Regions from separate parts of the Homo sapiens genome. Here region 2 is linked to region 1. Evidence: chromatin loops called from intact Hi-C (ENCODE). Cell type or tissue: heart left ventricle. All regions are shown on one strand.

Region 1 (5,000 bases):
ACCAGTTAGTGGTATCTCAGAAGAAGATGATGGCTGACCTTTCCTGGGCAGTGACTGTGACCTTTCATCCTCACAACAGCTACATGAGTAGGTGTGCAGCTGGATCATACTCCATCCTAGTGGGAGGGACCCAGTCTCTGTCCTGAAGAAGCCCAGTCTCTTGTGGGGACTTTCTTGATGAGAGAGTGAAATAATTTTAATTACCATGTCAGTGGTTTGTTAGTAAATGGCAGCTCCTCTGGATGGCTTAGAGGGGCTTGAAATAGCTTATTCCCCTGAGCAAATTAAATATTCTCCTCACAGATCATGTTTGCTCTGCTGATGTGCTTAGCAAAGCTTTTTCTTTTCTGTAGATAGAGCCAAGGTAAACCTGAGCTTCGCGTCGGAGTGAGTGAGTGTGAACTCTGACTGGGAAAGCCAAATAAATGAGGTGCTGTGCGATGAAAGAACTGACTTCAGAGGGTTGACTTCTGGTCAGAGCGTCTTCTGTGTTGTCGCCATCTTATCAATGTTAGTCTTTTTCCCCGACACCATCTTTCTTCTGAGTCCTGTTTCTGCTGTGAAGCTCAGACGCCTCAGCATAAATTCTCTGCTACCCCTTTGTCACCCACTCCCAGTGGGATCCCATCCCGTTCTTTGCAGCCAGATGTGTCTAGGTTCAGAGACTTCAGCTGGCCTGTGCCGCTGGGAGCCTTCCCAGGCTGCTCTCCTGTCCCTGGGATGCCTTTGTTTTGCGTCATAGGAGGTAGTCACATTTTCCAGTTTGACTGCAGGCTTCTGCACGACAGGGATCATCTTCACCTTCCCTTAGCACTGGCATCAGATAGGGCCTGAGTTCAAATCCCAGCTCTTCTGCTGTGGGCTGTGTGATCATGGGCATGTTCCCTGTTATTTCTAAGCCTGTGTTTCCTCATGTATAAAGCTACAATTGAGAAGAAGAGTTTGGTGTAGTACATCGTAGAAACCGGTTCAGATTCTGCACTGTTTTCTATTAAACCAAAGGTTCACAATCACACCAGTGGCTGCTTTTGGCTTTTAGCCAGTAAATGTTTGTATGTGGAATGAAGGGCCGGATGGTGGGACGTAGCAGCTGGTTGGGGAAAGGCGGAGGATTCACGTGTTTTTGAGCATGGAGTCAGAAGCTTTCCAGGTGCCATCTCATTGCATATGGCAAGTAGGTGTTAGTCCTATTTTGCAGATGAGGAAGAGACAAGGTGAAGCCCGTTGGCCAGTCCTTCCCCATCTCAGTGCATGCCTGGCATCTGGTACTTGTTCCCCTTGCCATGTTCCCAGATGGCTCACATTCCATGCTCACTTCCAGTCCTTCTTCTCATGAGCCTCCTCAACCTTTGCCCTTTTTGTCTTCTCTCCCCAGCAGATTTGCCTTTCCCAGGCCCAAGCGGGTTATCTGGTCCCACTCCTGAGAATGTGTGACAATCCCATCGGCACTGTGCTGCCTCAAACTGAGCAGCACTGCTTTGTTTCCCCAAGAAAAATATCAGAGGCTTTTATTTACCAATTTAATGGCAAAGAGCCTCCCTTCCCTGTTGAGTTTCTATGTTATGGTTTTGAACTGGAGGCCTGTAGGCTTGCGACGCCTGTCGTCCCACAGTCTGTCTTCACCCACCTCTGCTACCTGCTTGGCTTCTGCAGCCATTTGGACTGCTGACCCCTGCACATGTAATGGTCTTTTTTTTTCCCTTTCTTTCAAATGATCCCCTTGGATTTTTTTCTCACTGTTCTAGCTTTGAAATGTGGTCGCCAGAGTTGTGTTGGAAATGCAGTTCTCCTGTCAATTGAATGGAAGTGAACGTTGCACTCTTATCCTCACACTCGAACTTCCAGCTCAAGTGCTTGTGGTGCGTTTGGAGGGACTTTCCTCCCCTTGACATCCTTTCTGCCTTTTTTTCCTCTCCATAGCCCAGTCGAGGGGATGGACAGGGTGGCCAGAAGTTCTTTTCCTATGTGACTTTGCCACTCAGAATTGATGAATGAAGTCATTTTGTTAGCAGGACATTTTTACCTTCCAGATTGTCTTTTTTCTGCACTTTTCTGGACTATTAAAAACGAATATTGTTGGCCTGTGCCCATCAGTGTTCTGTGCAGCTAATTGAGCCCCGTCTTATGAAGCAGGCTGACGGGGACCCCGCCCTCATGCTTGTCTTCCAGCTCTGGCCAGGTCTGGAGCAGACACTTCCCCAGTGGAAGTGGCGAGCTTTCCTCTCCAGCTTTGTGTTATGGGCTCATAAAGCTTTAGTGGTTCACTTTTGAGTTCAAATTTTTTAGTGTGATCTGGCCCTTCTTGATGAACTCAGAACAGTCTCCACACGCTCACTGTGCTAAGTGTGATGGAGCAGTCAGGATTCACACCTGCCAGACACGCGGTCATCTGTCCGTGCCCCACCCCAAAGCCGTGGCTGGAGACTGTTCCCCTGCCCCCGTCAGGGGCACCAGCACTCTTAGGAGATGTCACATCATTTCCCAGGAGGGTGACCACAAGGCCCCAGAGAAAGTTTTTTACTGTTCTTACCTGACATGGGTTGTCTTTTGTCATTGTGAGCCAGACCTGGGAATTACATAGGGAGTTCCTGGGACATGGTAGACTTTCAGTAAATAGCAAAGAGGATCAATGAATCAAACTGGGGAATATCTTTTTTCCTTCAAAATTAAATGACTTCAAAGAAGTAAAGCAGATTTTCATATGCTATAAATTGACTGGAAAACAGATTCCAGAATTCCAAAAGTTTTTTTTTTTTAAAACAATGATAGAGTTTTGAGGCTAACAGAAGTAATAATGGCAAATACTTAAAAAGCACTTCCTACATTTACTGACTAGTTTAATTCTTACAACAAATCAATGAGGTGGATACAGTTGTTACTGACTAGTTTAATTCTTACGACAGTGAGGTGGGTACAGTTACTCAATGAGGTGGGTACAGTTGTTACTGACTAGTTTAATTCTTACAACAGTGAGGTGGGTACAGTTACCCAATGAGGGCAATACAGTTGTTACTGACTAGTTTAATTCTTACAGCAGTGAGGTGGGTATGGTTAAATGAGGTGGGTACAGTTGTTATTTCCATTTTATAAGGAAACTGTGGCACAGGCACTTGCCCAAGGTCAACAATTAATAAATGGCAAAGCTTGGACTTGAACTCATGCTGTCCGGCTCCAGGGTCTGTAACCATGACTCTATTTTGTCTCTTTACATTCGGGTATATAGATAAACATATGGATTCCCGGGTGAAGGACAATCCTTATATGATAGATAAGTTCGGATTGGTTTGTTTTAAGTATTATTAGGTTGAGGAGTCCAAGTGTGTTTGGATACCATTAGGGTTAAACTGAACATCATTAAAATACAAGTTCATGAGGACTCACGTCTGCTGACTGGCTTACCATTGCGTTCACTGTGCCTCACTTCTTAGTGCATAGTAGGTATGAGTGTTCTCTCTCTCTCTTTCCATATATATATATATATATATATATACACACACACACACATATACATATATACACATATATACACACACACACAGATATATATGGAGAGAGAAATATATATTTGTGTGTGTGTATATATATATATATATATACGTTTCTTTTGGAATGAGTACTGATATTCTTTGACTCATTCCCAGAGGTTGAAAGGAAGGATGTGAGATGGGGCAAGGCTTTCTACACTTCCTGTTTCTCAGAGACTCGGAGCTTAGGGGAGTGGAGGGGACAGGTGAAGGGCAGGCGAGTTGCTCTTCTGGCTGGGCTGTCAGAGCAGTCTGGCCACTTTTCATTCTTAGGCCTTGTGCACGCCTGTTGGAAGGACTTGTTTATGTGTTCCTGTCCTGGCCCCTGAAGTATGAACTCCAAGAAGCCACTCTCTGTGACTTCTTTGACTTTATGTGTCTGGTGCCACTTACACTGCCTGGGCCGTAGTCCCTACTCCCTGTACTGTGTGCTGCCTGGCCGGCTGACCAAATGTATAATTGACTCTGCTTTTGTCACGAGGAAGCCTCAATTGCTGAGGTAGTCCAAAAAATGTTGTTAAGCCCAGTACAGCTCTCATAAGGTTTGAGGTGAGACATCCGGAAGCCTCGCCTGCTTGTTCTCATCTCGGCGTGGATGGCTGTCACACCCTCCGTCACTATATCCAGGCTGCAGCTGGCTTGCTCCATGGGTAAGAGAGAGCCCTTCGCTAACGAGGCCAAGGTTGTGGGTTTGATCCCTGGCCCCTGACTGCAGCAAGCCATCTGTCTTCACAAATGCGTGTCATTGGATATGAGGAGGAGAGTATGTACAGAGGGGGAAGCTGGACTCCATTCTGGGAAAAACAGCTCCCTGACAGCCGGCCACAGTGTCCTTTTGGACTGTGAAGGGTATCTGTTCTTCTCCCACTTTCCAGATCTGGGTATCTGGTTTTGATTTCAGCCTTTTTCAAGATAGATGATACTAAGGGTTACGTAAATTCTCAAGCCTGAGAACTAAAAGTGATGGACCTAGAAGATACATGGTATGTATCTGCTTTTCCGGAGTTGTAAGTGTTGACAATATCCAGAATGACATTGTCTTTGTCAACACTTACAACTCTGGAAAAGCAGATACATACCATAAGGGTATACGTATATGATGATGGGATGTATCTCATGGTATACCAAGTACCTGCTTTAGTTGTTCCCTTTGTAACTGAGATAACTCTTTTCAGCAAGGAGATGGGGAAAGGGGTCTGGGAATATAAGATGGTGCTCACTCTTTTCTTTCTTTTGGGGGTGCCCAGCTTGTTAAACGTCACTGGTACTGGCTGGCCCTGTAAGGCAGTTGAGACAAGGAGTGGTGGGTACACAGGGGGCCTTTGCCTTCACAATGATTGCAGTTTGGTTGGTGAACAGATATAAACTCAAATGAAAATCAGTATGGAAAGGTATAAAGTGCTATCTAGGCTGGCCTCAGCCCTGGGTCTTGACCCTGCAGACAGAGGAGCAAGTGTGAAGGCACAAGGGCAGGAA
Region 2 (5,000 bases), 100 kb before region 1:
CCCATGGGATTTGTCTGTCCCTGCTCATCAAGTGTGGCTAGTGGTGGCAGCACCAGAACCATGTAGAGCAGATCTGGTCTGGTCCTTTTAGAGGCCACCAGGCCTGGAGTCAGAATCTTCTGCATTTGCCCTCCAAGCCACCTTGTACACATCACATGATCATCTGAAACTGTAGCTGTCCTGACTTGATGAGTGTTAAAATAGTGCTAGCAGGGAAGAAGAATGAACTGCATTTCTTGGGTCTCTCTCTGTCTTTCTCTCTCTCTCTCTTCATTTTTTCTGTAGAGACGGGTTTCCCTATGTTGCCCACTCTGGTCTCGAACTCCTGGGCTCAAGTGATCTTCTTCCCTCGGCCTCCCAAAGTGCTGGGATTACAGGCGTGAGCCACTGTGCCCAGCCTCTTGCGTCTCTCTTGTGTGCCAGATTCTGGCTATGAACTTTTACACAGATCTCAGTTAATCATCACAACAAGCGAATGATGTCAGGGGTAATTCTCATTCAGGGCTTGAGTAGACTGAGGCTAGAGCCGTTAATTGAACTGGATTCTAGCCCACTTCCAACTAGTTTCACTGTTCTTCTATTACACTAATGTTTTTCTAAACTGATTGGATCAAAGAATCACTTCTAGACAGCTTGTTAGAATCCAGATTGCAAAGCCCCACTCCCAGAGATACTGATATAGTAGGTCTAGGGTGGAGCTGGGGTTCTGCATTCTTAAGCTCCCAGTGTTGCAGGTATGCAGCATGCTTTGAGCCAAATACTAAACTAAGTGTAGTTTATAGATTACCAGACATCTTGGCTGAGGGTGGTGATTCTCTCGGCCCAAGGTAGAAGCTGGAAATCTACATTTGTAAACAGCCTCAGTTAGTTTGAGTAGGCAAGTGTGGGAGCCTTTGCTCTGAACCACAATGGTTAGCATTTAATGTGCACCTACTATGTGTGGGCACAGCACCAGGTATCAGAGGGGCATCAGAAGAAATAGAGTGAGCAGGTCACCAGGCAGGGAAACTTACAGTTCAGGATTGTCGCTCAACCTCTGGGCAGCAGGGTCCCCTGGGGGCTAGTTAGCAACTCAGATGGGCAGGCTGGGCCTGAGCTTCTGCTTCAGGAGGTCTTAGTGGTTTAGGGACTCAGGAAGCAGGATCCCAGGGCCCCAAGTGATTATGGTGCCCGGAGTTCTAGGACCAGACTTTAGACGTGGTTGTCCGAGTGGGAGACAGAATGTGACCCTGTAGCCTGAGGACAGCAATGACAGCATTGCTTACAAGCACAGAGGGTGCAGCTGGGAGCCTGGAGAGGTCAGACTCAGTGGCAGTGAGTGGGTAAGCAGGGCCTGGCAGGGCACCAGGAGGAGGATCTTGGGCAGGGTGGTGGCGTGAGGGTGACCAACTCGTCCTGGTTGGCCTGAGACTTTTCTGGTTGTAGCATCCAAAGTCCTGAGTCCCAGAAGCTCCCTCAGTCCTGGGCAAGTGGAACGGTAGTCTTTCAGGTAGATAGAGGTATTTTAGCAAAGGGGAAAGGAACCCCGGGCAGGAGAAAGCAGTGGGCTTTGCCCTGTTAGACCTGGGTTCAGATCTCGGTTCTGTCACTTCCTGCTTGTCTGGCCTCAAGTGAGTGAGTGACTTAACTTCTCTGAGCCTCACTCTTTTTGTTTTTGAGATAGGGTGTCACTCTGTCGCTCAGGCTGGAGTGCAGTGGTGTGATCACGGCTCAGTGCAGCCTCAACCTCGCAGGCTCAAGCAATCCTCCCACCGCAGCCTCCCGAGTAGCTGGGATTACAGGCAAGCACCACTATGCCCAGCTGATTTTTGTATTTTTTGTAGAGATGAGGTTTCACCATGTTACCCAGGCTGGTCTCGAACTCCTGGGCTCAAGTGATCTGCCCACTTTGGCCTCCCAAAGTGCTGGGATTACAGGTTTGAGTCACTGTGCCTGGCCTAAGCCTCACCTTTATCTGCAAGGTTATTTTGTGGAGTAAATGAGACAGTGCAGTTTCCGGCACCAGCATTATTTGAAAGCAGCCTGACTGAGTCAGGAGTCTTGTGTGTGGAAGTAGGATGGAAAGGTTCAGATGCTCGGTTTCTTTGCAAAGGGTGCAGGGGGCAGGTGGGCTGATAACAGCAGCAGTGATAGTGGATGTAGCAAGCCCTGCAGCGGGGAGGTGGGGTTCTGGTTGTACTGATTGTGACTCAGGCCCAAAGCTGAAGCAGCGCGGTGTTGGCTGGGTCACAGAACGAGGCAGTGCAGAACACGGGCTTCAGCCCACGGCTGCCAGACTCCACAGTCCTCCTCCTCCAGCCGTTCATTCAGTGCTTTGGCGAGCCCAGCACAGAATGTGGGGGTGCTGTATGTGTAGCGGGGATGCAGACAGGAATGTGACCACTAGACTCTCAGCCCCGGGAGGGCGAGGCTTTTTGCTGGTTTTGTTCATTGCTGTATCCCAACCACCAGTAACAGTGTCTGGCATACAGTTGGTGCTCAATTAATTATTCAATGAAACGGAATTGTTGACTTTTTTTTGTGTTCGTGTCAAGTACTTCCAGGAACAGAGAAGAAACTCTTAAGTTTTTTCTTTCTCATCTGATCAAATCTTTGCATGTCAGCTGCTTATCCTGCATGGGAGGAACCAGGAGGAAGGGCAGTCCCTTCCAGAGGCAAAGGCCACAGCCCCACCTTCCCCGGGGGATCAAGGAGGCCAAGTGCCCCTGGGCATTGAGCTGTGCCCGCCGCAGGGCTCACAGGAGTGACTCTGATGAGCTGAGGCAGGGCACGGACCCCCTGCAGGGCGGCTAATTCCCCATATCTCTTTGATGAGAGTCTCACTAGTGGTCTCTATTCGGCTTCAGGCTTTATCTCTGTATACAAGTCGTTGGGAGCTGGTTATTGCAGCCTCACTTAAACCCCAAATAATGCCCGAGGGAAAAGCGAAGCCAGCTCTGGGTACCCTTGAATCCCTCCTTACCCCTGTTCCAACCTTGCAGATAGAGGTGAGGTTTAGGCCGGGCGCGGTGGCTCATGCCTGCAATCCCAGCAGTTTGGGAGGCCACGGTGGGTAGATCCCCTGAGGTGAGGATTTCGAGACCAGCCCGGCCAACATGGTGAAACTCTGTCTCTACTAAAAGTACAAAAAAATTAGCCGGGCATTGTGGTACACGCCTGTAATCGCAGCTACGCGGGAGGCTGAGGCAGGAGAACAGGAGAATTGCCTGAACCCGGGAGGTAGAGGTTGCAGTGAGCCGAGATCGCGCCACTGCACACTACCCTGGGTGACAGAACAAGACACCTTGGCCTCTGCCCTTGAGGAGTTTACTTAGATTCATTACTCATCGAGCTCTTACTGAACACCTACTGTGTGCCAGCCACTGGCCCGAGGCCCTGGACTGATGTCTGAGATGCACCTGTAACTCTTAGCAGACCTGGGCACGTGCTCAGGACTGGGAGTGGCTGTGGGCGTCCACCCGAGACCTGGTCCCACGCCGAAGACTGTTGGTGTCATCTCCAGGGTGGCTGTGTAGCCCTGCCTGCCTGGGGCTCCGGGTGAGTCCTGGCTTGCTGGCGGGGCTGACGGAATGCCCATGACCTTCCCTCCCTGTGGCTTTTGTGGACCTGCATGGTGGACACTTGCTGAGCAGCCTTCCCCAGAGAGGGGTTCAGGTCCCCTCCACCGCCCCTCTGTGGTCCTCATCTCTCCGCAAATGCAGATGGGCTCAGCCCTTTTGCTGTGAGGCCTGGTTCCCTTGAGGAACTACCCCCCTGGCCCTTGCAGGCCCGAAGCCTAACAGGAAGCAGTGTTTTCTCTGAAGTGAGCTAGCCCCAGCGAGTGTCCAGTCGACCAGGTGCCAAGCCCTGGGACCCGCAGTAAATGCTGCCTACCAGGCCAAGGGAGGTGACTCGCCACTGAGTCTCAGGCCCTGAGGCCTGGGGAGGTGGTCTCTGAGACCCTTTGCAGCTGGCTTGCAGCCTGTGGCATCCCTTCCTAGCCTCTGCTCCACCGCACTCACAACCGTGCTGAGCCTCCTTTCCGCCTGGAATCACACCTGGGAAACTCCTGCCACACTTGGAGAAGTCCCTCAGGCCCGGCCCAGATCTCATTTGCTCTGGACACTCCTCTCAGCGTCCTGGGGGCCTCTCCACACCACCAGGCCAGGACTCAGTGCCACTTGTCCACCCACAGACCTGCAGCCTCGAGGCTTCAGCTCTTTCTTTTCTTTTCTTTTCTTTTTTTTTTTTTGAGACGGAGTCTCGCTGTGTCACCCAGGCTGGAGTGCAGTGGTGATCTTGGCTCACTGCAAGCTCCGCCTCCCGGGTTCACGCCATTCTCCTGCCTCAGCCTCCCGAGTAGCTGGGACTACAGGCGCCCCCACCACGCCCGGCTAATTTTTTGTATTTTTAGTAGAGACGGGGTTTCACCGTGTTAGCCAGGATGGTCTCGATCTCCTGACCTCGTGATCTGCCTGCTTCGGCCTTCCAAAGTGCTGGGATTACAGGCGTGAGCCACAACGCCCGGCCACAGCTCTTTCTTTTGGCTCTCTGCGAGTGTGTTGAACTTGCCTGTGTGGAGCTGGCTTCCTGAGAGGCCATTTCCAAGCCCTCTGGGCCGGCCTGATAACATCCCCCTGCCTGGTAGAGTCACTTCCTGCCCTGCTGGGCTCCGGGGACAGGCCAAACCAGCTCTACGCTAGTGACTTTCAGGTTACCTTTTCTTGTATCAGGCTTCTCTAGGAATTGTGTGTGTGTGTGTGTGTGTGTGTGACCAGCGTACTCATCTCTTCTGCCAGTGTAGCGGAAGGATTGTCTTCTCTTCCCACACTTTACTCTCCCATCCTGTTCTTCTAGCCTCTGCGCTGTGTGTGTAGATGTGGGGGGAGGCTTGGCATGAAGCCTGGTCTCTGACTACCAAGATTTTCCCAGAATATTGTTTCTGCCAACTTCTTCTGGGCCCCTTCATCTTTGCCTTTTGCCATCTTTGCTTTTCAGTCAAGAGTTCCAACTAGCCAGGC

The links. Hi-C counts contacts between places; a loop is a spot of excess contacts. Peaks named below come from ENCODE experiments on the same cell type or tissue, not always from the same donor. Only the 100,000 strongest peaks of a DNase experiment are listed, where the experiment ranks them.
Region 2: it touches region 1 in a loop (4-fold over the local background); 3 of 110 quality-filtered maps call a loop at or near these places.

Annotation. Positions count from the first base shown.
Region 1 is chr14:90,700,287-90,705,286 of GRCh38, reverse strand. The region is part of intron 5 of TTC7B (tetratricopeptide repeat domain 7B); the gene reads left to right. Among named protein-coding and RNA genes, the nearest start is that of TTC7B-AS2, 5.5 kb to the right of the region's middle. In heart left ventricle, no CTCF peak of the experiment used is centred here; no DNase peak of the experiment used is centred here.
Region 2 is chr14:90,803,563-90,808,562 of GRCh38, reverse strand. All of the region lies in intron 1 of TTC7B (tetratricopeptide repeat domain 7B), which reads left to right. Among named protein-coding and RNA genes, the nearest start is that of TTC7B, 10 kb to the left of the region's middle. In heart left ventricle, no CTCF peak of the experiment used is centred here; DNase peaks (open chromatin) are centred at 1,282, 2,252, 2,702, 4,602 and 1 weaker place; H3K27ac peaks cover 2,466 bases.